Regions from separate parts of the Homo sapiens genome. Here region 2 is linked to region 1. Evidence: chromatin loops called from intact Hi-C (ENCODE). Cell type or tissue: dorsolateral prefrontal cortex. All regions are shown on one strand. Links, peaks and the distances in the headings refer to the core of each region. The heading gives the core; the rest is flanking DNA. Region 1 has its middle 6.5 kb from the start of RICTOR. Region 2 overlaps FYB1 (FYN binding protein 1).

Region 1 (12,208 bases), core at 3,699-8,698:
AAACATTTTTTTATAAAAACGCTGCGCACAGTTTTAGACTCCTTTCCTGGAATCGCTTTGCTCCAACTAAGTTAACACGTAACAAAGTTTGTTTTCCAGCCTCGCCCTTGATCTTCAGAATGCCCCTCTCGGCTAGGAGGGCTTCTCCAAGTGGAAGTGGTTAGGCAGTTTTGTTTTTGGCCGCCAGGCGTAGGACGCGAGAAGGGGGTGCAGCGGCCGGGGACCAGGGCGGCGGTCCCCGCGGTGGGATCGCGCCAGCGCCGGGAGGCCGGGGAGAGGGTGTTCTCTGCCGGGAGCCGAGGCGAGGCTGCTGGGTACTGTGTCCGGCTTTTATGGCTCTGCAGCTCCTAGGATCGTGGCTCATGCAGGTGTTGTGGATTAATCTATTTTATGCATAAGCCTATTAACATTAGGGATTTTAATTCTAGAAACTGCTTAGTTAATACGTATGTGTACACACACACACACACACACACACACACACACACACACACACACACACACACACACACACACACACACCTGGCCACTGACCCAGCAGCTTTCTCTTGAACTACATTTACTTTAAAGAGAGGAGCGATTTGTCCTCTCCAGTTCCTCAGCTCATCTTTCTATTCCATGAGACTGAAAGTTAATTAAAAGTGGAGATCTAGCCTTAACCAGTTCTGTTTTCCCAGCTCCCAGTTAATGCAATATCTGGCACAAATAAGTATTCAATAAATATCTGTTGGATGAGTAAGTGCCCTGGATTTCTAATTTATTCCAATTCTCTGCTTACTTTAAAAAAGAAAAAAAAAGCAATATTGGGGATATTTGTTGAAGTTGTTAATAAGAGTGAACATTTGGAAACACTTAAATGACCAAAGGTAGGGATTATGTAAATTATGTCAACGATTAAAAGTGAAGAGGTAGACTTAGTAATAGGAAATAATGTTCATGATATTAAATCAAGCAAAATATTACAAATTTCCTGTTTTATAATAAAAGTTTAAATATGTACGAAATTAAAAATATACATTATAAAATATTTTATATGTACATGTATGTTGAAAAAAGTCTGAAAATATACATGAAAATGTTAGCTGATTTTCTCCCCTCATTTGTGGAATTACACGTGCACTTTTTTGTTCTTGTTTGCTTGTCTCTACTTTTTAAATATCCTATAGTTAATATATGTCATTTGTAAAATAAGTGGTAAGAAGAAAAATAAAAGGAACATAAAGTAGCATCATCTGGAAAATAAAATAGGAACACTGCTTCCTTAGAATATTGCCAATTATCTATATATTCCAGTTCTTTTTTTTTTTTTAAACCAAGTCTACAATCAGATATCTGCGGCTGATACTGCACTTAGATTTAAGGATGTAACACAATTACAGTACTTTAAAGAAATGTCTTCTGGCATTACCAGTAGTAGTTTTAATGTCAACAAGCGTGCTCCCTCCGTTATAGCTTTAAAAATCTTGGTGCAATTTATTTATTCTAGTTACTGCCTAAAACAAAAATCACAAAACTTGAGGTCTGGCAGAGGGTTGGATTTCAACCCTCCATGTATCACCACATTTCACCCTTAAAGAAAAGTAGAGATCTATCAGTAGAAATTATACCAGATTCTTACAGTTGTTCTGATTTTCAACAAATCTTTTATCATATTATAAAATCCCTCTATATTCTACATTAACTCCTTCCTAATACAATTTAACTTCATTTTCTCTCGGTGTTTTATGAAAGTTGAGTACAACTAATCTACTTTTAAGTTACTTGAGGTACATAAGTGCCTAAATCCAGTAGTATTTTAATCATTATAACTGTATGCTATTAAAGACAATTATTCAATTACTCTATTTCTTGCAGGAGAAAAAATTACATTCAATCTTTCATCGAAACTAGTTTTTTCTCTGTTACTATTTCAGTCGTTTGAGTGGTTAGGTTCTCCATATTTGCTCTTAGAGTGAATGGCAGGTCTGGTGAAAAGGAACAAGTTATTAGTGTTTGCAAGTGACACTCAACTAGGAAGCAGAAGTTTAGATAAATTTTAGTAAGGAATACATTTTATAATGTGTTTGCTTTTTAAACAGTAGCACTACTTTATTGTTTATAGTCAGATTGATACTTGTTAAAACCCCTAAATTTTCTTCTTTGATACTTGCCAATTGCTAGCTATTCCTCCTTTTGAAACTTCTTTTTCTTCCTTGCATCTTTTAGCCGACCCATATGACTTACTCATTTTGTTTACTTCTTACTACTTCTCCAATTTTTATTTTGATTCTAATCTGGTCATTGAGAATGTGACTTCCTCTTCTTAGTTTTCGTTTCCCAGCTAGGTTTCATTTGCTGTGTCAGTGACTGTTTTTTTTTTTCTGGTAGTATTAGTCATTGATAAAAAATGTTCTATAAGAAGATCGAGTCCAGGACCATACCTTTGGAAGATAACTGCTTAATTCTGAGGATACAATTACTCCATTCATAGTCACTCCCTTGGTTCTATTCTCTACCCTCCTGCATGCAGTTAATAATTCTAGTATATAACTAGAATTCTAGTAATAATTCTAGTATGTAAACCATATTTTATCGGTTTGGGATACAGTTGTAATACTGAACAGAAACAAAAGCCTTATCAAAATCTTAGTTCCCTTTAATCTCTCTGCCTTGGTACATAGGCCATTTGAAGATAAAGCAAGTAAAAAGCCACAAAATTTGGTCAGACTATTTCTTGGTAACTTCATAGTTAAACCGCACATTTGAGACATCTAAAGGCCATTTACACGACAAGCAATGAATTAAATTTAACAAATGTTACAATCCCATCCAGTGTTAATTATGTCTTGGTCACAGCAGAACAGAGCCCCTGAGTATTGTGTCTTTAAATTTTAATCTCTGTCCCAAAATCTCATATAAATTTCCTTTTAAATAATTCTTTAAAGAGACTCTCTATGACTAACAGTTTTAAATGAAGAATAAACCTATGTTTATGGAAGATGAAGATATGTTAAAAAATGAAATCTAGAAGGGTATGCAGTAAAATTTCAACAGTTATTATCTACAGATGGTAGAATTTGGAGTGATTTTTCTCTCCCGTTTTCTCATTTTACTTGTTCCCAAACAAATTTTTACTCATGAATTTTTTTAGGAAAACTATTTTAGAAAAATTTTGTTGGCTATTCTAAACCAAAATTATAAACAGTTGATTATAATAATGACTTACTTAACAGGTCATTATAAACAATCAAAATTATTTGTGCATCTGTTCATTAAAAAAAGAACTTTTGCACATACACTGCAATACATATATATTCACTTTTTAAATTAAATTAGAACTTAAAACATAAACACAAAATAAAAATGGTTAAAAGTAATTTTTAATGTTATTTTACTAATGACACGAATACAAAGCAATGGGGCTGAATATACTTCATTATTCTCGACATTTCTTGTTATATACTTTGTGATACTGAAATTTAAAAGTCTAGTTCTAAGAAGAGTTTATGTGGGTATAGGGTTTTAATAGCTGAGACCTCACAAAATGCAAAGTTAAAAATGGAAGAACTACTGTATTGGCCGCATTTCTAAACCATAAAACTCATTTTCCCATTTCGTCCACCCAGTGATACAAAAGCTTTTTGAAATGTAATTTGGCTAACAAATATCCATCTTCCCTAATGTCAATCAGTTTTCCTATCAAACTAGTAATTTGGCTAACAAATATTCATCTTGCCTAATGTCAATCAGTTTTCCTATCAAACTAGAAGACATAACATTTAGAAATTTTCAGCAAAATGGTTGCAAAACCATTTATCTGAAAGATTTTGAAGCAGATTGGGAAACTCTGTTCCCATGATTTTCAAGTGTGCAGATATGAAAATTTATATATGTGACACATTTATATTTTAAGTTTTTTCAGAAAAAAATCACAAAACTGAAACACTTTCAAATATCTGTTTTCTAAATGCTCTCATCCTAGCACAGGTTTTTTGGAAGTATTAAATTTCTTAGTTATTGTTATCACATCTACCTTGAAGGGAAATTTTTTTTTAATTTTTTTTAAAAAATCTGATAGGTAACATGCTACTCGAAGCCACCAGTCATCATGAAAAAAAAGCTTGCCACTAAATAAATAGTAAACACCTGTATAATACAAAAGATTTTCTTCACCTCTCATTTCAAAGTGTGTGAAAATTAAACTTTTTAAAAAGTCTTATTTATACAAAATTATCACATGTGGTACTATCTCTGTACTTCTGTATGAACTCCTTTTTAAATTGATGGGAACTGCTTCATCGATTTTCATAAAACATTGTTCTTATTAAGGAAGTTGTTTACTGATAAGGACACCTGGTATTTGGTACTTTTACTTTGATGGCACAGAAAAAAGCTTAACAGAATTAAGCCAACACCGTAAGCTAAGACATAGTTAGAAATATTTATTCTTTCATTCAACTGCACACACAGCAAAGCTTGTTCATAATGCTTATTTGTTCAAATGCCTTTTTCTTCAAATCTTCAGCCTTCCCCTGCCCCACCCCTTTTTCTGCTTTGGTTGACCAATAGGTTTGCGTTTTAGTTTTGTCAACAAATATTTTTCTCTGTTTTTTTTTTTTTATTCCCAGCCATTTTTTTAACCACAGTAGGAAATAGCACTATATTCCCAACTGATATGTTCCTTTTTGTCTGTTGCTAATAAGAAATCTTTCTCTTTTCACAGGACAGGGTGGCTCATGCTTGTAATCCCAGCAGTACGGGAGGCTGGGGCAGGAGGATCCTTTGAGCCCAAGAATTCCAGACTAGCCTAGGCAACGTAGCAAATCTCGTCTCTACTAAAATAGTAATAATAATAATAATAATAAGTTATCTAGCATGACGTCATGCTCTTGTAATCTCAGCTATTTGGGAGGCTGAGGTGGGAGGCTCACTTGAGCTCAGATTTTTCAAGGCTGCATTGAGCTATGATCACACCACTGCACTTCAGCCTGGGTAGTAAAGCAAGACCCTACCTTGAGAAAAAAGAAAAAAATCTGTCTTTTTGCAAAGTAATGGATTCAATATTGCATGACTTCTAACATCACAGAAAAAATACAGAAAATTATCTTTATTTTCTGTTTATGTTAAAAATATTTTGCTAATCTGGTAGCTTTATAATAGCTGACATCTCAAGGAGCAATATATAATTAGACTCAGATAATAGTGAAGGATAATGCATATAAATTCATATTTCACATAATTCTAATATTTTTAATTTTAAAAAATGTTGGCTGACATTGTGACATCTGATTGCATTATCATTGCTTTTTCCTTGTAATGAAGCTGATAAAGTGCTAAAATCAGAAGTATCAAGTCTGCCATATTTTAAAACCTGTACTGTGCTTTTATTATTTGTGTTACATACAATTTCTTTGCAAGATTCTTCTTAAGCCGTGTGTACATTTTGTGAGGAATAGTTTATAATATCCTCCTTAAATCCACTTACCTAGATAAAGTATATGGCCATATGCCAAAGTGGAGAGAATTCCTGAGTCTGTTGTGAATTCTTCTGAGTTGTAGAACTCCCAATCTTCCCTCAGAATACTTATATGACTCATGTCAATTTAACCTTCTGACAAGATGACAGCTCCATTGTTAATATGTATAATAAATATTAATAGTTTACCTTTTTCTTTCATTTCATTTCTTTTCTTTTTTCTGTTCTCTCTCTTTCTTTCTTTTTTTTTTTTTTGAAGGGGGCACGTAGGGGTAGGGGACTAAAAAAATTCCTCCAAATTCCTCCACAAAAAAAAAAAAATAACAAAATAGGACACTGAAGTCAGAGTGAGGAGCAGTGAGCAACTAGAAAACTGGAAAAAAGGTCCTCTCTAGCTATCTAGATCTGAAGACTAAGCCACTGCAAGGTAGGAAAGCAGAACATCAGGCTCTTGCGTTAAGTCCAGGATCCTAGAAGTGGACCAAAGTGGACCCAGGTTGGTAGTGCCCCCTGGCTTTCAGCAGTAGCAATTACAAATCCTTTTTGGGGAAAGTCCATTACTTCATCAGTTCCTAGGATCGTCACATATCAAGATCAAACAAATAAAAGCTCACATTCAAAGATCATTAAACTCATAGAAAAAACTGACTATGAGTAAGAATCCGTATAAATCAAAATAAACAGAATTCTATGCCAAGGACTTCAGATATTGATGATATGAAACAAAATACAAAGTAGCTATTCCATATTAAATAATTTTTTTCAAATGAATTTATTATTCTATCCATGATAGAATAATGATTGTTGGATGTACCTTCCTACAATAAACAATTGTTAATTTAGACAAATATATGAAACAGCAGTGTTTAGGCACTGGACAATAGTGTGGCACTATGACCTTGACATAAAAGGAGCAAAAAAGGTGAGTTTCACCTTCCCTCCAGCTTTGAAAATGCAACACAAAATTTGTGGAACCTAAACAGAGCAGCAGTCTCACGGAATGGAGGAAAGAAAAACTGAAGTCGAGATGAGGGGCATAATACCAGAGATGAGAGAGCTGTGCAAAGTAGGAGCTCCAGAAATCTGCACTGGGATCCCTTTGCTTATTTAGCTGAATTTTAAGCTGAACAATCATAGGGTAAGACTCAGTGAAACATGGCAAAGAACAGCCCCTGGGGGCTCTGAACTAAATGGAGATTCCAGAGGTTGCAGATTGCTGAAAGACATCCAACCGGCAAGTAAAGAGACTTTGGTGAACACTTTGAGTATGCAAGTAAGACACCCAAAAGGCTATACGTTAGGAAATGGGTTGCACTGAGATCCCACAAAGGCCATAACTTATCGAAAAGGATACATCAGTCCTAGAATAAGGCTGCTATAGATATACCTAAACAGAGTTCAAAGTCAAGCCCCAATAGGATCAAGCTGATCTCCCAATAAATTAACTAAAGAACAGGGTTTAAAACTAAACTCAAAAATACAACAACAATATTCCAACTCTCCGACAAATCACATTGGTAACGTTCAGCATACAGCAAAAATTTTATGAGATTTGAAAAATGAGGAAAATGTGACTCATCCTCATGAGAAAAAAATCAATTAAAAACAAGACCAGAGGCCGGGTACAGTGGCTCACGCCTGTAATCTCAGCACTTTGGGAGGCCGAGGCGGGCAGATCATGAGGTCAGGAGTTCGAGACCAGCCTGACCAACATGGTGAAACCCCGTCTTTACTAAAAATACAAAAATTAGCTATGCGTGGTGATGCATGCCTGTAATCCCAGCTACTCAGAAGACTGAGGCAGGAGAATCGCTTGAACCTGGGAGGCGGAGCTTGCGGTGAGCCGAGATCATGCCACTGCACTCCAGCCTAGGCAACTGAGTGAGACTTCATCTCAAAAAGAAACAAAACAAAACCAAAACCAAAAACCAAAAAACAAAAAACAAAAACCAAGACTAGAGAAAGCATGGACATTGGAATTAATAGAGTTTCATAAATATGATCAAAGATTTAAAAGAAATGTTGGACACAGTAAGTAAACAGATGGATACTCTCTAGAGAGAAATGTATTCTGTAAAAAATAACCAAGTGTGCATTTTAGAAATGAAAAACACTGTGCCAGAAATGATGATATATTAGTCAGAAATTCACTAAATGATGACAGATTGTACCCTAAAAAAGAAAAGGGTTGTGAATTTGAAGACAAACCAACAAAATGCATAGAGAAGAAAAAGACTGGGGAAATAAGGAAGAAGAAAAAGCCTTAGTAACCCATATAAAAAAAATCAGGCAGTCTGAAATATGTGTAACTGAAATCCCAGAAGCAGAGGAGAGAGAGATTGGGGCAGAGAAAATGAAGTAATAATGGATAAACCTCTAGCTAAATTGACCAAGAAAAAAGAGACAAGCAAGAAATAACAAATATCCAAAATGAAGGATGGGCCATTAGCATAGAACCTATAGATGTTAAAAGTATAGGAAGGGAATATTAACAACTTTATGCCAATAAATTTGTTAACTTAGATGAGGTGGACCAAATCCTTTAAAGACAGAAAACACCAAAGCTTACTCAAGAAGTTATTTGGTAGATATGCAAAATGATTATAAAGTTTATATAGAAAGGCAAAGGTCTAAAATTGTCAGCACAATACTAAAGAAACACTATCTGAATTCAAGACTTACTCTAATGCCAGAGTGAAGACAAGACAACTTTAGAGAAAGGATGTATATATAAACTAATAGGACAGAAATGTGTTAGTCTATTCTCACACTGCTATAAAGACATACCCAAGACTGGGTAGTTTATAGAGAAAAGAGGTTTAATTGACTCACAGTTTCTCAGGGCTGGGGAGGCCTCAGGAAACTTACAATCATGGCAGAAGGGGAAGAGGCACGTCTTAAATGGTGGCAGGCAAGACAGCAAATGAGCAAAGGGGGAAGCCCCTTATAAAACCATCATATCTTTTGAGAACTCAGTGACAATCATAAGAACTCCATGGGGGAAACTGACCCTGTGATCCAATTACTTCCCGTCAGGTCCTGCCTTCGACATGTGGGGATTATGGGAATTCCAATTCAAGATGAAATTTGGGTGGTGACACAGAGCAAAACCATATCATAAAGAGCTCACAAAGTATATATATTTAATTAATTATTGATGAAGGTACAAAGACAATTCATTGTAGAAAGAACAGTCCTTTTCAACAAATGGTGTTGGATCAATTGGCTATCCACATACATATAATGAACCTTGATCTGTATGTTACACTGTATGCAAAAATTTACTCAAAATGAATCATAAATCTAAATGTAAAATTGAAACTACACAACTTCTAGAAAAAAAATAGAAAAAATTTCTGTAGCCTTGAGTGGAAGAAAGGAGTTCTTAGATACTATACTAGAAACATGATCAATATGAGAAATAATTGATGGATTGAAGTCATCAAAAAGAAAAACTTCTGCCCCTAAAAAGACACTTTTAAGAGAATAAAAACAGAAGCCACAGACTGAGAAAATGTTTTCAAATCATGTATCTGATAAAGTAATTGTATGCAGGCTATATAAATACCTCTCAATACTCACTAATAGAAAACTAAACAATGAAAAAAATGGACAAAAACTTGAATAGACACTTCACCAAAAAAAATATACCCATGGAAAATAAGCATATAAACATTACTCAGTAAAATTAGTTATGAAGAATATGGTCATTAAAACCACAATAAGATATCACTACATACCTATTAGAAAGGCTTAAAAAGTACATAAAAGGAAAATACCAAAAATGGCAAAGATGTGGAACAAGTGCAACTCTCTCACACAAGAGAGGTGGGGACACAAAATAGCTCAGAGACTTTGGAAATCAGTCAGCCAGTTTCTTTTGAAGTTACACATGCACTTATCGTACAACTCAGCAATCCCACACCTAGGTGTTCCCCCAGTGAAATAATAACTTATGTTCACATGAAAATCTGGATGTGAGTATTTATAGGGGCTTTACTTGTTATTGCCAAAAACTAACAAACTAAAGTCAACCCAAATGTCTCTCAACTGGAGAATGGATAGACAAATTATGGAATAATTGTACATTTGAATACCACTTAGCATTAAAAAGGAACAGATTACTGAATCACAAAACAATATGCATGAATTTCTTTTTTTTTTTTTTTTTTTTTGAGATAGAGTTTCTCTCTTGTTGCCCAGGCTGGAGTGCAATGGTGTGATCTTGGCTCACCGCAAGTTCCTCCTCCCAGGTTCAAGCGATTCTCCTGCCTCAGCCTCCCAAGTAGCTGGGATTACAGGCATGTGCCACCACACCCGTCTAATTTTTTTTTTTTTTTTTTTTTGAGATGGAGTGTCACTCTGTAGTTCACTCTGGAGTGCAGTAGTGCTATCTTGGCTCACTGCAACTTTCGCTTCCCGGGTCCCAGTTCAAGCAATTCTCCTGCCTCAGCCTCCCAAGTAGCTGGGATTACAGGCACACGCCACCATGCCCAGCTAATTTTTGTATTTTTAGTAGAGACGGGGTTTCACTATGTTGGCCAGGCTGGTCTTGAAATCCTGACCTCGTGATCCAACAGCTTCGGCCTCCCAAAGTGCTGGGATTACAGGCGTGAGCCACCACGCCCGGCCTACAATATGCATGAATTTCAAATGTATTATGCTAAGTGAAAGGAGCCAGACTTAAAAGGCTCTATACTCTATAATTTTATGTATTTGACATTCTGGAAAAGGCATAACTATAGTGACAGCAAGATCAGTGGTGGCCAGGATCTTGGGTTGGGCAGTGGAGTTAACTATAACATGGCACAGTGTCATTTTTAGGAGTGATGAAATGAGTCAAATTCTTGGATACAGTGGGGGTTATGTGACTGTATGTGCTTGTTAAACTTACAGAACTGTATATTAAAAAGGGTAAATTTGCCTTATGTAATTTATACTTTAATAAAAATGGAAATAACAGAAGTCATTATTGCAAGCGGTAAAAAATTTATGGAGTACCAAATGAAAAGATCTAGCAGGATTCCAAGAAGGAAAGAATTGAGAGATCAAAGAAGATATAATATTTGAAAAGATTATGCATTTTCTGGGACTAGTGAAAGACAAAAATTAACAAATATAAGAGGGATAATATATGTAAATCAAGATAAATCAAGTGGACACTATATAGTGAAAGTACAGAACACTAAAAACACTAAAAACAAAGCAATCTTAAAAACAAGTGGAAAGGAAAGGCAAATAACTTGCAGAAATTACAATTAGAATAATTATGTAGTTTCCTCAACATAAATAATATGGAGAAAAAAGGAAAAATATCTTTAGAGTGCTGAAGAAAAATCAGTATCAACCAAAATTTCTGTATTTTTAATACCTATCTTCAATAAAAATGGAAAAATTAAGTTATTTCTATATAATCAAAACATCTGGGAATGGACTTCAAGATGGCCGACTAGAAGCATTTCATACTTGCCTCCTGCCCAAAGAAGAACCAAAATAGTGAATAATCACACTTTGAATGGATCATCCAAAGCAGAACACTGGAATTCAACAGGAAAGTGACAGAAAAACCTAAAGCAAGGAAGGAGAAAGAAGCGAGGCAGCCTTCTCAGCCAGGATTGTCTGGGAGTGGGGAATACAGGGAAAGGGTAAATGAGTGACCCCCTGCGGACTATGGTTCCACCATGACTTCTGCAATCCTAGTCACGGGAAAGAACCTAGACCCTTACAGGCCCTGAAACTAGCATGGGGAGCTACTTGGAGACGGCATAATGGCACTGCTCCAGGGAAGGAATTGTGCTGGGTCCCACATTCCCCCTGAGTCATAGACAGCTACAGTAAGGCACCATTTTGAAAGCCCAGCCCACGACAGACTAAGCACTGTCCTGGGGCCCAGTGGCACCAGAGCTGAAGTGTGAGTGAGGCTTAGGCTGTTGCCACAGAGGCTGAAACATGAGTGCGGTGCATGTTTTCCACCCACCAACTTAGGCTGCCATCATCGAAGGTGTCCCTGCCCTTCTCAGAGGCAGGGCTGCAGCACGGCCACTGCTTTGTCCAACTCCAGCATTCCGCTGGAGGCCTGGGGATTTCCCTGCTTCTGCCTAACATTGAAGGCACCTGTACACACAATTAGGGGGTCTGAGGACAAGCCTGCTTGGCCTGGCTTCAACCCCTCATGCCAGAGCATATAGTCTGGGAACCTGGGAACTGTCCAGTTCAATCCACCACTATTGGCACCTGAGCACTCTTCCCAGGGAGGCATGAGGTTGGGCCTACTCACCTGATGATACAACCACTGCTGGTACCTACCTGCATGCGCCACATTTGGGCTGGAGACTAGCCCATCCAGCCCATTGCAGCCACCACCAACACCAGCATGCACCACTTAGGACCCAGAGGGTTGTCCTGCCCCTGTGACTGACACTGCCCATCCCATGCTGGCTGCCTAGAGGCCTGAGAACCCCACTGCCTTCTTGGCCCACAACTGCCACTACTGACATCCAAGCAAGCCACTTTGAGGCGCGAGGATCAGCCAGCCTGGACCTGCTGACTCTGGTGCCAACATAAGCTGCTCAGGGGCCCAAGGACAGGCCTCAGCCCACCACTGCCACCACTGGGGCCCAAAGACTGGCCCACTTGGCATCCTAGTACTCAGCAAAACTTCACCACAGCCTCCATTAATAACCACATCCTATGTCACCAAGAAAATCAGATACCACTGACGCTATTTACAGCCAAAGAAATCATACAGAGTCT
Region 2 (12,208 bases), core at 4,288-9,287, 51 kb after region 1:
CAACAGAAGAAGACCCATGCTTCTATTTTCTGAAATATGACTTCTAAATACACTCCACACACACACACACACACACACACACACACACACACACGTACACACACAAACACACCACGGAAAGAATGGTGCACAGAACAGAAATGACTGGTTAGAATAGAATGTGAGGGATCATTAATTCAAATGATCCCAAATCAGATTTGGATAGTATGTAATTGAAGCAGAAAAAAAAAACCCTCTCATTTTTAAGTAAGGGTTATATTTGAGTAATGCTGCTCAAGAGAAGGTTTCTTGTGTTTTCCTAGAATTTCAAGTGTACTCTTTATTGACTTGTTGCTTTGGTGTTTTACAAGCCAATTGGGAATGCTATATGGAATTAACATCTTATAAAGACTTGAGCTAAATGTGGTGAATTCATGAGCTAAATATAAAACAGAAAGATTTTCTTGTACCAGGGAATATGATTAAGATCTTTCAAATTCATATGTATGGAATTTATACTAAAGGATTATTTTTGGAATAGAAAGAGAAAAGTTATGCCTTAGATTTTATTTGGACAAACTTAAGATGTTTAGAATACTTTTAGTATAGGAAAAATTATTAATATATCATTAGAGTGTAATATAGTTAAAAGTCTTTAATTATTGTACTTAGAGAAAAAAATTCAAAATTATGTTCTTTATTTCAAACTATTAAAAAGAATGTATATTTTGAAGAGTATTCAATATAAAATACTATGCAGTAAAATGTGGCATTGGAATTGTGAGTTTTCAGATGTAATGCTATATTTTAAAAGGTCCTAGTAAATGGGTGTGTCAGTGTTTGTGTATGACTGTGTGGATGAGCGTGAGAGGGTATGTGTGCAATTATGTGTACATGTGTGTTTTTGTGCATTTTTGTGAAGAAAGTAAAATATATCTTTGAACTATATGATGATTTCTGAGTACTTGGCCTTCTTTTATGTAATGCAGGAGCTTAAAGGTGACACCATAAACGGGGCTAAGATGATTAACGGAAAATTGCATTAAGATGATTTAAGTCTATCAGAATTTGGTTATTGGTTATAGAATATTAGTAGCATTTGATTCAATACATATTAGTGTAGTTATTGTACACTGGATTTGGTTGGTTGACTCTTACGATGAACCTTCATTATTGTCTGAGTCAGAGACTTTAGGTTTCTCTCGTATACTTTTCTTTCTGTCATCTTTTCCCTTTAACATCTTCAAAATCCCCCAGGACCACGTATTACTCTTCTCTTGAACCTGTAGTGTGGAGCTTTGGAGCATGCAGGCATTGATCAGAATGTAATAATCAGCGGCAAGTGAAGACATTGTGTGGACATTCAGATTCTTTATAATCATTAATCATTACGGCCACATTAATCATTCAGGCAGTAAATAACTCATTTTATTGGACAAAATAGTGTTATTAAATTTACAGATCATGGTGATTGAATACTGCTCCTACGAACCTGATCATTTTTTTTTCTATCAAGTGAGAATTCTCCCACTTCTTAAAATGTGAAGCAAGTCCATAAGGATTAAGTTTCAAAGAACTGGATGTGGTGGCTCACCCCTGTGATCCTGGCACTTTGGGAAGCCAAAGTGGGAGGATTGCTTAAGCCCAGGAGTTTGAGACAAGCCTGGGCAACATAGCAAAACCTCATCTCTACTAAAAATAAAAAACATTAGCTGGGTGTGGTGGTGCACACCTGTGGTCCCAGCTGCTCAGAGGCTGAGGTAGGAGGATTGCTTGAGCCTGGGAGTTTGAGGCTGCAGTGAGCTATGATCCTACCACTGCATTCTAGCTGGGGCAACAGAGTGAGACCTGGTCTCAAAAAAAAAAAAAAAAAAAAAAAAGCTTGGACATCAATTTTGCTTTATTTATGATTAAAATGAAGTAATTAAGAAATCTTAGGCCAGGCACAGTGGCTCACGCCTGTAATCCCAGCACTTTGGGAGGCTAGGGCAGGCAGATCACCCGAGATCAGAAGTTCGAGACCAGCCTGACCAACATGGAGAAAACCCGTCTCTACTAAAAATATGAAATAACCCAGGCATGATGGCACATGCCTGTAATCCCAGCTACTTGGGAGGCTGAGGCAGGAGAATCATTTGAACCTGGGAGGCAGAGATTGCGGTGAGCCGAGATCGTGCCATTGCACTCTAGCCTGGGCAACAAGAGCAAAACTCAGGTCTCAAAAAAAAAAAAAAAAAAAAAAAAGAAATCTTAAACTTTTAAATATGCCATTTAAAATGGAAAAAGAAAATTTATTTTCTTATTGACCTAAAATATTTTTATGTTTATAAATTGTTATAATTATTATAAATGAACAGATAATTATTATTAAGTTAAAGGATTAAGTATTCAATACTGGTTCTGCCATAGGTAGCATAGGTCTCAATTTATTTGGGTTGCCTATATTATAATCATGTTATTACACAAGGGATAGCCATGCAACTGATAAACTCTTCAGGGATTGTTGTAAAAGTAAATTATTGATCAATAAAGACTTTATTAGGAAAGACTTAAAAAATATCCACAACTGCCAGTGCACTCCAGCCTGGGCGACAGAGTGAGACTCTGTCTCAAAAAAAAAAAAAAAAAAAAAAATACACAACACCTGTAATTTATCTTTTGTTTTCATTTCACTTGTTTTGCTGTAGTTATTGAAGTTCTTCCAAACAATCAAACACTTCGTTTGAAGTGTGGTGAAATTACACTTCCTGGTTTACAATTGCTGTTAATTAAACATTCAAATCATTTGGGGTAATGTGAGAAAGAACACTATTTTCCGCTTTTTATTTTAACTGGAAATCAAAACTAAATTTCAATGTATATATAATAATTTGCAAAAAGCAGTTCACTGATTATTCTTACCCATCATCAGCATCTTCCTCTTCAATCCCATCATAAATGTCATCATCTGGTGGTGGAGGGAATATCCCTTCATTTGGATTGGAGGAAAATCTTCTGTTAATTTTATAATTTGGCCATGTAATGCTCACTCAGATTTTAATTGTAAATCTTCCTTATTTAACTGCAGAGAGCATTTCACTTTCATGTAAACCATTTAAATAAAAACACTTTGTTGATTATTTTATAAAGAATTCTTAGGGGTGAAATTACAATAACAAAATGAGGGCTAAGAGGCACTGTGGACTTGAGTTGAAAGGAATGAGGGTGCAAAAACATGAGAAAAAGTAAACTTAAATAGGGCATGGAGTTAAATATTTATTGTGGAAAAAGAAGTGAGGAGGTGATACAAATCTAGCTAACTAGTTAATGGTGAGGAGACATTTAGGAAAAGATACTGATCAAGACACAAGAGAAGAAAAGCAATGGGATGAAAGGTGAATTTGTAAATATTGATGGTAGTTGAAACAGAAAGAAGTGAAAAGTGACTTTTAAAATACATATTTTTGAAAGTTAAACTGTTTCTGGTTTCATTTGTTATTCTATGCTCTTCAGGAAACTTGCAATTTGACAGATATTTACTTAACAATTGTTTATTGAGTAGTTTCTATGTGCAGGAATATGTAAAATGACCTTGAAATTTGACTTTTAGTATGAGAACTTTAGCACTGCAAGTGTTAGATCAAATCCCTTATTTTGTTGCTGGGAAATATAGGGGCCATTGAACTACAGTCAAGGTGACTAGATAGGTTATCATCTAAACAAAAACACTTCCAAAAGTGAAGGAGAATGCTGTTATTAATTGTGCTCTGATGACTGGAATAAGTCAAGACTGTCCTGAACACATTGGAGTGGAGTCACCATACCATCTGTAACAAACTTAAAAGAAAGAAGTGGCTTACTCTGAGTCACTTGCTGGCTAGCTCTAGAATCCAGTTTATTGACTCTCAAGCTAGTGTTCTTTCCATCGTATTAAGATCTCTCTCATTATTTGTAAACTAAAGCATTTTTTTCATTAATATACACAAACATGATGAAGGCTTATGAAGAAATTATTGATAAAAGTGCATGGTTTCCCATGCTCACATATTAGAATAATTAATATTGCTAAAAGGACCATATTACCCAAAGCAATTTACGAATTTAATGTAATCTCTATCAAAATACCAAAGTCATCTTTCACAGAATAGGAAAAACAATCCTTAAATTTGTATGAAATAAAAAAGAGCATTAATAGCCAAAGCAATCCTGAGCAAAAAGAATAAAGCTGGAAGCATCACACTCCCTGATTTTGTGTTGTAACCAATCAGCATACCGTTGGTATAAAAATAGAAACAAAAACCAATGAAACAGAAAACAGAACCCAGAAATAAAGTCACATATTTATAGCCAACTGATTTTAGAAAAAGGCACCAAGAACATACACTGGGGAAAAAACACCCTTATCAGTAAGTGGTGCTGGGAAAACTGGATATCCATATGGAAAAAGAATAAAACTAGGCGCCATCTCTCACCATATATAAAAATCAACTCAAGATAGATTAAGGATTTAAACATAAGACCTAAAAGTATAAAACAACTGTAAGAAAACATAGAGAAAACACTCCAAGACATTGGTCTAGGTAGAGATTTCATGACTAACACCCCAAAAGCACAGGCAACAAAAACAAAAATAGACAAATGGGATTATATTAAACTAAAAGCTTCTGTATGGCAAAGCAATCAACCAACAGAGTGAAGAGATGGCTTGTTGAATGGGAGAAAATATTTGCAAACTATTCATCTCAAAAGGGATGAGTATTCAGAATATACAAAAACTCAATCAATTCAACAGCAAAATTCCCAAACAATCCCATAAAAAGGTGGGCAAAGGATCTAAAAAGACATTTCTTAGAAGAAGACATACAAATGGCCAACAGGCATATGAAAAAATGCTCAACATCACTAATCATCTTACCCCAGTTAGAATGGCTGTTATCAAAAAGAAAAATAGTAACTGATGCTGGCAAGGATGTGGAAAAAAAGAAACTCATACTGTCGGTGGGAATATATATTCATACAGTCATTATGGAGATTTTTCAAAAAAACTAAAAATAGAACTATCATGCAATCCAGCAATCTCACTACTGGATATTTTTCTGAAGGAAAGAGAATCAGTATATCAAATGGATATTTGCATCCCCAAGTGTATTGCAGCACTATTCACAGTAGCAAAGATATAGAATCAACCTAATTATCATTGGATGAATGGATAAAGAAAATTTTGTCTATACGCAATGAAATACTATTTGGTCATAAAAAAAAAAGAATGAAATCATGTCATTTGCAGCAATATGGATGAAACTGGAAGTCATATTAAGTGGAATAAGCCAGATATAGAAAGACAAATACTGCATGTACTCACACATATGTGGGAGCTAAAAAAGTTTGTTTCATGGAGGTAGAGAGTAGAGTGATTGTTACCAGAGGCTGAGAGGGATGTAAGAATGTGTTTGGGGGGACATGAAGAGAGATTGGTGAATGGGTACAAGCATACAGTTAGATAGAAGGAATAAGTTCTAATGCTTAATAGTAGAGTAGGGTGACTATAATTAACAATAATACATTGTACATTTCAATATAGCCAGAAGTGAGAACTCGAAATGTTCTCAACACATAAAAATGATAAATGCTCATGATGATGGATAGCCTAAATACGCTGACTTGAACAATACACATTCTATGCATGTAACAAAATAACACATGTGCTCCATAAATACATGCCAATATATGTATCAATTGTAAAATGTCATTTTAAGAAGCGTGTGGCTTACCTCCACTTCCACTCTGACTGTGGCTAGAAAAGAAACCCAGAAATATTAAGTTAATCTATGAATTACTTAGCTATGAGGAAGAGAAGTACATATCCTGATTAGTTATTCAAAAGAGAAATAACATTCCAGTCGAAAGTTCTTAGAATGCTATATGTAAAGAGGAAAAAATGTTCCTTATCATCATAGATGGGTAATGACAAGGCAACAAAACAAAACAAATAAAAACAACAAGAATTAAGTTAATTATGCACTATATATGATATAGAAAATGATGATATTGTTTGCTTTTGACATTTTTGTATGAGGTTGTTTTCAGATGATACATTATGACATCATTCCATAGATGGACCATTAAAACAAGCCCCAAGGGTATTATTATTCCATAAGTCACATAGAGCAATTATTGTTGCATTAAATTAAATTATCTTTCAATATCTTTTGACCACAGCATTTTACTCCTAGTCTAATAGCAGTCATTTTTCTTTAAAGGGAGAACTTTAAAAAACTTGAAATCTCATTCAGGGGGCTTTTATCTGGTATGACTGCTGAATCTGTAAATCCAGATTGCCTGTGTTTCTTACTTACTTTCACATCATTCTATATTTTCTCTATTTTAGCATTTATGTTATAATTGTCTGTTTTCTTGCCTATATCTCCCACTAAAATGTGATTTCTGTGAGATCAAAGGAAATGTAGACTGTGAGAATGGAAAAAATCCCAGAAATCATCTCTTCAATTCCCTCATTATACAGAAAAGAAACCAGGCTCTGAGAAATTAAGTGACTTGACCACGCCCACTTTTACACCTAGCTGCACTCACTATACCCCCAGTTTTCTGCCAGCAACAGATATCAGTTTAATGTTAGTGTCTTAGAGGACAATTATATAGTACTCATATCTGATTTCCTAACGTTAAAAGTGGGTGAAAGAAATTGATCTGATGCAGATCTCCTGTTAAATTTGAAATAAAAACATAAAGTTGCTGTCAGGAACTTTGTAGGAAAACATGCTAGAAATGTCTTCCTATATAAATAAGGAACTGCTTTTTGAAGAAGTTGCAGTACACTGTCTGCTTGCTTATGTACCATTTTGACATTTATTTTTCCTGACTCTTCCCTCTGAGCATGATGCATGAAGCAGGCAGTTGGAATTATGTGAAGAGCTGCATTCTGCTTGGCTGCCACTCTTGGCAGATACTTTTCATCTTGGATTTTTATACCAATTTCCAAAGAACAGGGTTGTTGGAATAAGGAGCAAAGCTCCTGTTTTATTTCATGTCTAGAGCAATTATTCAACTTCCTAAAATGGCCTGTTTAGAACATTTGATGAAAACATTTGATGAAGTGAAGAAGAGGTAGAGAGAGCAGGATGTGACAGGAGACGAGAGGGAGAGAGAGAGATACATGGAAGGAAGAAGGTTTACTATGAAATGGTAGAGGGGTATTTGCATTTGCAATTCCCTTTTCTTCAATGTTTCATATTTACTGTAGATACTGCTTTAGTGGAGAAGGAAAAGAGAAGGACAGCTGTCAGGGGCTGTGCTTTGAAGCCTCAAAACTGCTCCCGGAGTTTGAAGCACTCACAGCCATTGCTCTTCACTCTAGGGAATCAGGAAAGAGCTGGTAGAGTGCCTGAGCCAGGAATCATGAGCAGGAGGGAGAAGATGATGCCTTCTCTTCTTATTCTTGCCAGGGCAAGCTGCCGGCTACACTCAGCATCTTCCCTTTTTCTAAGAACAAAGCATGTTCTGTTATGAGATCTCTGCCCGCAGCAGCTGCAGTTTCAAAAATAAAACATGTATAGAAATGTCTTCTTCTTTAATTTTCTTAGTAAGGGTGCATAAGAGAGGGCTAGATGCTAGTAAATATTGTGGGGCTATACTTGTTTAAGATACTGAGCATTAAAACCCTACAACTCTTCCAACTTCCTGCTTTTACTAAATATAAGATTCTTTTTTTGTTATATGTTTACTAAAGTAGAGCAGGTTTTTAGAGTCGTGGTATGTATGGATTCAATAAAATGGAAAAAGGTGATAATGCTAGTTTTGGGAAATATTCACCCAATATGGTTAAACAAAGTTTCATTCTAAGAACCTCATTGTTTTTTCTGGATTTGTTATTTTTTTCTTGAGTATGCACATCCATGTAAATATGCGCAAATAATGTAACTGGAATTCTTTCACCAAAAATTAAGGGAGTGTGCTTTTTAAAAAACAAAAGGCACACACAAAGTATATACATTGGTAATATGCTTGACATAGTCATGAAAATTCTGTAAGTTACAGAATGTGACGATTTGGAACTTCATCTGGCCTCAAAACTGGCATTTACTGACTCACACTAGGTCGATGTTTGACTAAAGTCAGTTAATGATCTCCAAACTCTAGTGCATGCATTGTATGTTTTGGTATATGTTGCATAATTTATGTTTAGAACATGGTAAGAAGGCATAGCCGGCTGTAATTCATTTTAGAAAGACAAAACTGCTAGAAAGCAGCATAACAAGCTTAACTGATACCATGATATAAAAGATCATAAGAGGAAAATTTAATTCTTCATGTGCTTTATAAGTGTATTACTAATTTGGTGTTTTAGAAATGGCTGACAATGAAGATTGTTTCCTTTGAAATTTGAGTTATGAAGAATGCAGACACAGTTTTACCCAGGTGAAGAGCTAGCACAGATGATGTTTTTTGGGATCACAATGGAGGTTTCCTAGTTTTATAAAGTAGTCATCAAAAAACTAAAGTTCTGAACTGGACCAGAGATTTTCCTCCTTTCAACTTGAGGGGATTATGGCTTTAAACTGAAAACGGAGGTGTTGGAGGAAAGAAGGAATGAAAGGAGAAAGGGAATGGAAAAGTACAAAAGAGACAAAAGAATGACAAAAAATCAGAGCTGGAACAAAGAGAAGAAGAGGAGAGATGGAGAGAGGAAAGAAGCAGAAGACTAAGAAAGGAAAGAAGAGAAGGAGAGGTACAAGGGAGGGATGGCCAATCTCCTCTCATTGGTCCTCCAGAAAGGATGTTCTATTCTGTTCCTCTATACCAGGAAGGTGTTCCCATAATTCTTGAAGTGAAGGTCATTTTAATCTAGTGGAATGGGCCGTGGAAAGTTGGACCCTTAATTGATACCTAGGGATCATAAAAAAACGGAGTTTTTACTTTTAAGGAGCAAACTGGGGTTGCCATAAAAATCATTTTTTGTCGTATTTTCAAAAAATAACAACAAATATATTTAGAATCAGAGATTTATGAGAAAAAATGGGCTAAATTTTATATTTTATGCTTCATATTTTACCAAATCATATTTCATTAGGCATATCCCTAAGATCAAGTCATAATGAACATTATAAAAGTGTTTTAGAATGAAAACACATTTTACAAGATCTGGCAAATGGCCCACTATATTTCAAGTAGTATTTGATGCATATAATCAAAAGAAAGACTATGGAGTTTCAAACGACCTTTCACCCATGTTGGGGTTATTGTAAGTGGTCATTTAGTTTAGTGATAGAGAGCAGTAGGAGTTATGGAGGGTAAAATTCTAGGATCTTAATATACAAAATTTCTGACAAGGAGACAGTTTGATCTGTTCTACAATACGTACTTGCACATACCTGCTAATATCATCCTGCTCTGCAACATCATCATATACTTCTTGGTCATCTTCAATAGGTCTTGAAGGGGCACCAAGAGAGTCTTTTTTCAGTTTCAAAGAATCATAGTCAATCTCTACAGCAGTTGTTTTAATATAGCCATCTACCAAAAAGGGAAATATTTATGTTCAGGCAACTGTAGTTTAAATATTTTAAAGTTGTGAATAAAATATCAATTGCACATTTGCTCTTTAAACTTTCCCCTGATTTATTTTCTTGTAGTTCTGATTTGTAGACCTCCCAAGTAGACCCAAATTTTACTGTACTCTGTCAAAGTCTAATCCTGTTGTAGTTTAATGTAAGCCTACCTTCTATTTTAAATATTCTAAAGTGATTCACATGAAGCATTTTTTCTTTTTAACATCAATGAAAAACCTAATGCTGTTCGTTCCTCCTGGAATAATATAAAACTGTACGTTGTTTCCCACAATATAGATAACAGATGAGGTGAAGACGGAACTATACCTGCCATTTAACATTTTCCTCCCTTTGTCCACTCTGTAAAGTACTCCTAACTCGATGCCTATGACGAGTTCTGGAGGAATATGTACATTGAATATTGCCTCGCAAAGAAAATACTTCGAAGCCATAGAGAAATTTGCACTCACATGAACCCCTTGCTGTTCTGCCCAACCATTTTCCTTCTGGGTTGTCTGTGATGCGGATGATTTCAATTTGCTCTCCTTGCTTGAAGCTCAGTTCATTCTTTCCTCCTTTGACATCACAACAAGCTTTTGCAAGATGGATGACTTGAATAGGGCCTGTTAGCTGCAAAGAGAAAAAAATAGTCACAAAAGATTTCCTTATAATTTAGAAAATCTTTAAGGAATGCAATTTTGAAAGATATAAGTCTACAACTTGCTAAGCTACCTATAACCAACATTTACAGGGTTTAACCAGAAATTGAGGGTGAATGTTTTTCTTATAGGAGGGGTTAGGGAAAAATCACAGGGGCCAAGCAGGACCAGCTAAGACAGGTGAACATGTGCATGGGGTCAGGAGAGTGAGGCAGGGATCTGTTGACTAGGAATTCTGCAAGAGGCCTGCAAAGGCAGCCCCCAATAACTGAACAGCGTTTATGTACAACAATCCATGCTGTGTGCTATGTATCTTTATGGAATATGCCAGGATTCTGTTCAGAAGATGGAGTTTTTTCCCCTTTGCATTGTTTGTAAAATTGGAGCAGACATTACCTGCTATAAACAAGATAACATTTCAGAAATAAGCTTGTAAATCAAATAATAGCAAGCAAATGTTACACGAGGTTTTTCAAATTAATATTCTGAACAGTATGGTGGCTTATTGATAGAAGGATAATGATGTTGGTTAGACTATGAATCCTAAACTCTTAATTTTCTAATCCTAAATTGGTGTCTTTTCAACAGAATTTCTTGAATCTTTTGATATGCAAATATGCATGACGACTTTTGAAGAAGCTCTACCTTTAATTTATTGAATTTATGATGGCATTAATTATAAACATTTATCATTATCATGTACCACTAAGAAATAAAGAAAATAATGTAAGTTAAGTTATGATATGCCATGATGCTGATGAGGCTCAGTTCTCATATTTATTTAATTTTTTTTACCTATTATCTATTATCATCTTGTGAAAGGAATATGGCTGGTGAAGTCCTAGTTTTGACAGACTTTTGAGTTCATATTTAATGGTATGATTTCCATATCCTATCTTTTCTTACTAAAAATATTATTTGAATGAATGAGATAATGTAAAGCTGAATTCTCCAGAAGAAACATGGAAAAACCCCACATAATTCCTTTAAATCTACAATTTCTTCATGGAAAGTATACTATATAGATTTTTGTTATTTTTTTTTGAGATGGAGTCTCGCTCTGTTGCCCAGGCTAGAGTGCCGAGGCCCGATCTCAGCTCACTGCAAGCTCTGCCTCCCAGGTTCATGCCATTCTCCTGCCTCAGCCTCCCAAGTAGCTGGGACTACAGGTGCCCGCCACCACGCCTGGCCAGTTTTTTGTATTTTTAGTAGATACTGAGTTTCACTGTGTTAGCCAGTATGGTCTCAATCTCCTGAACTCATGATCCACCCACCTCGGCCTCCCAAAGTGCTGGGATTACAGGCCTGAGCCACCACGCCTGGCCTACGATATAGATTTTCATAAATTAATTGAAATTAATTTTTCACTTGAAAAATATAAAGATTGGTAGTCATGCATTCTGTATAAGTAAAATGTTCTAATATTAATACGGTAATCATAATTTTACTTACATATAGCAAGCTTTTTCAAAATCAAATGAGAATCTTATGATACAGTGTATGCTCTGCATTATTTTAGTTCCATAACAAACTTTCTGGAGTAGTATCATTTATCCTTACTTAAAAGATTAAGAATCAGCGGCTCAGAGAAGTTAAGTGAGAAGCCCAAGATCACATAACTTGTATGTGCAACTGGAATTTGAATCAGTTTGTCTGGCTGACTTGATGCTATACATTTTCCTTGCACCATGCATTGAACCTTTGCTTTAATGCAATAAATATACCGGGAAGTTATATATAAATCATTTTTAAAGAAATTTGAACCACATATTAAATGCTCCAGAGGAATAAAAATACTTAAAGAAACCATACAGTGAATTCTTTTTGAAAGAATAATTTTGTAATTCAGATAATCACCCTAAATATGTCTGACATGCCAGACCCATGCCAGATGAGCCATGTCATCAAAGATGGTGTAGCCAGGAGAAAATAGCCCCTGAGTGTAGCGTTTACTGGTGGTAGTAATGGTAGAAAACACACAATTACCAGAGATCAGAGAATACAGAGGTCAGAATCCAGACAGAC

What was found. Peaks named below come from ENCODE experiments on the same cell type or tissue, not always from the same donor. Only the 100,000 strongest peaks of a DNase experiment are listed, where the experiment ranks them.
Region 2: it touches region 1 in a loop (2.1-fold over the local background); 6 of 110 quality-filtered maps call a loop at or near these places.

The regions. Positions count from the first base shown.
Region 1 is chr5:39,074,831-39,087,038 of GRCh38, forward strand. No RefSeq gene overlaps it. Among named protein-coding and RNA genes, the nearest start is that of RICTOR, 6.5 kb to the left of the region's middle. RefSeq lists an enhancer at 2,318-2,417. In dorsolateral prefrontal cortex, for the core only: a CTCF peak has its summit at 5,968; a DNase peak (open chromatin) is centred at 5,953; H3K4me3 peaks cover 1,420 bases; H3K27ac peaks cover 2,865 bases.
Region 2 is chr5:39,124,861-39,137,068 of GRCh38, forward strand. It overlaps FYB1 (FYN binding protein 1), which reads right to left. Exons shown (of 19, transcript NM_001465.6): 8 at 9,995-10,154; 9 at 9,348-9,489; 10 at 5,730-5,752; 11 at 2,881-2,947; 12 at 1,138-1,275. Among named protein-coding and RNA genes, the nearest start is that of RICTOR, 57 kb to the left of the region's middle. In dorsolateral prefrontal cortex, for the core only: no CTCF peak of the experiment used is centred there; a DNase peak (open chromatin) is centred at 7,374; H3K4me3 peaks cover 655 bases; H3K27ac peaks cover 3,273 bases.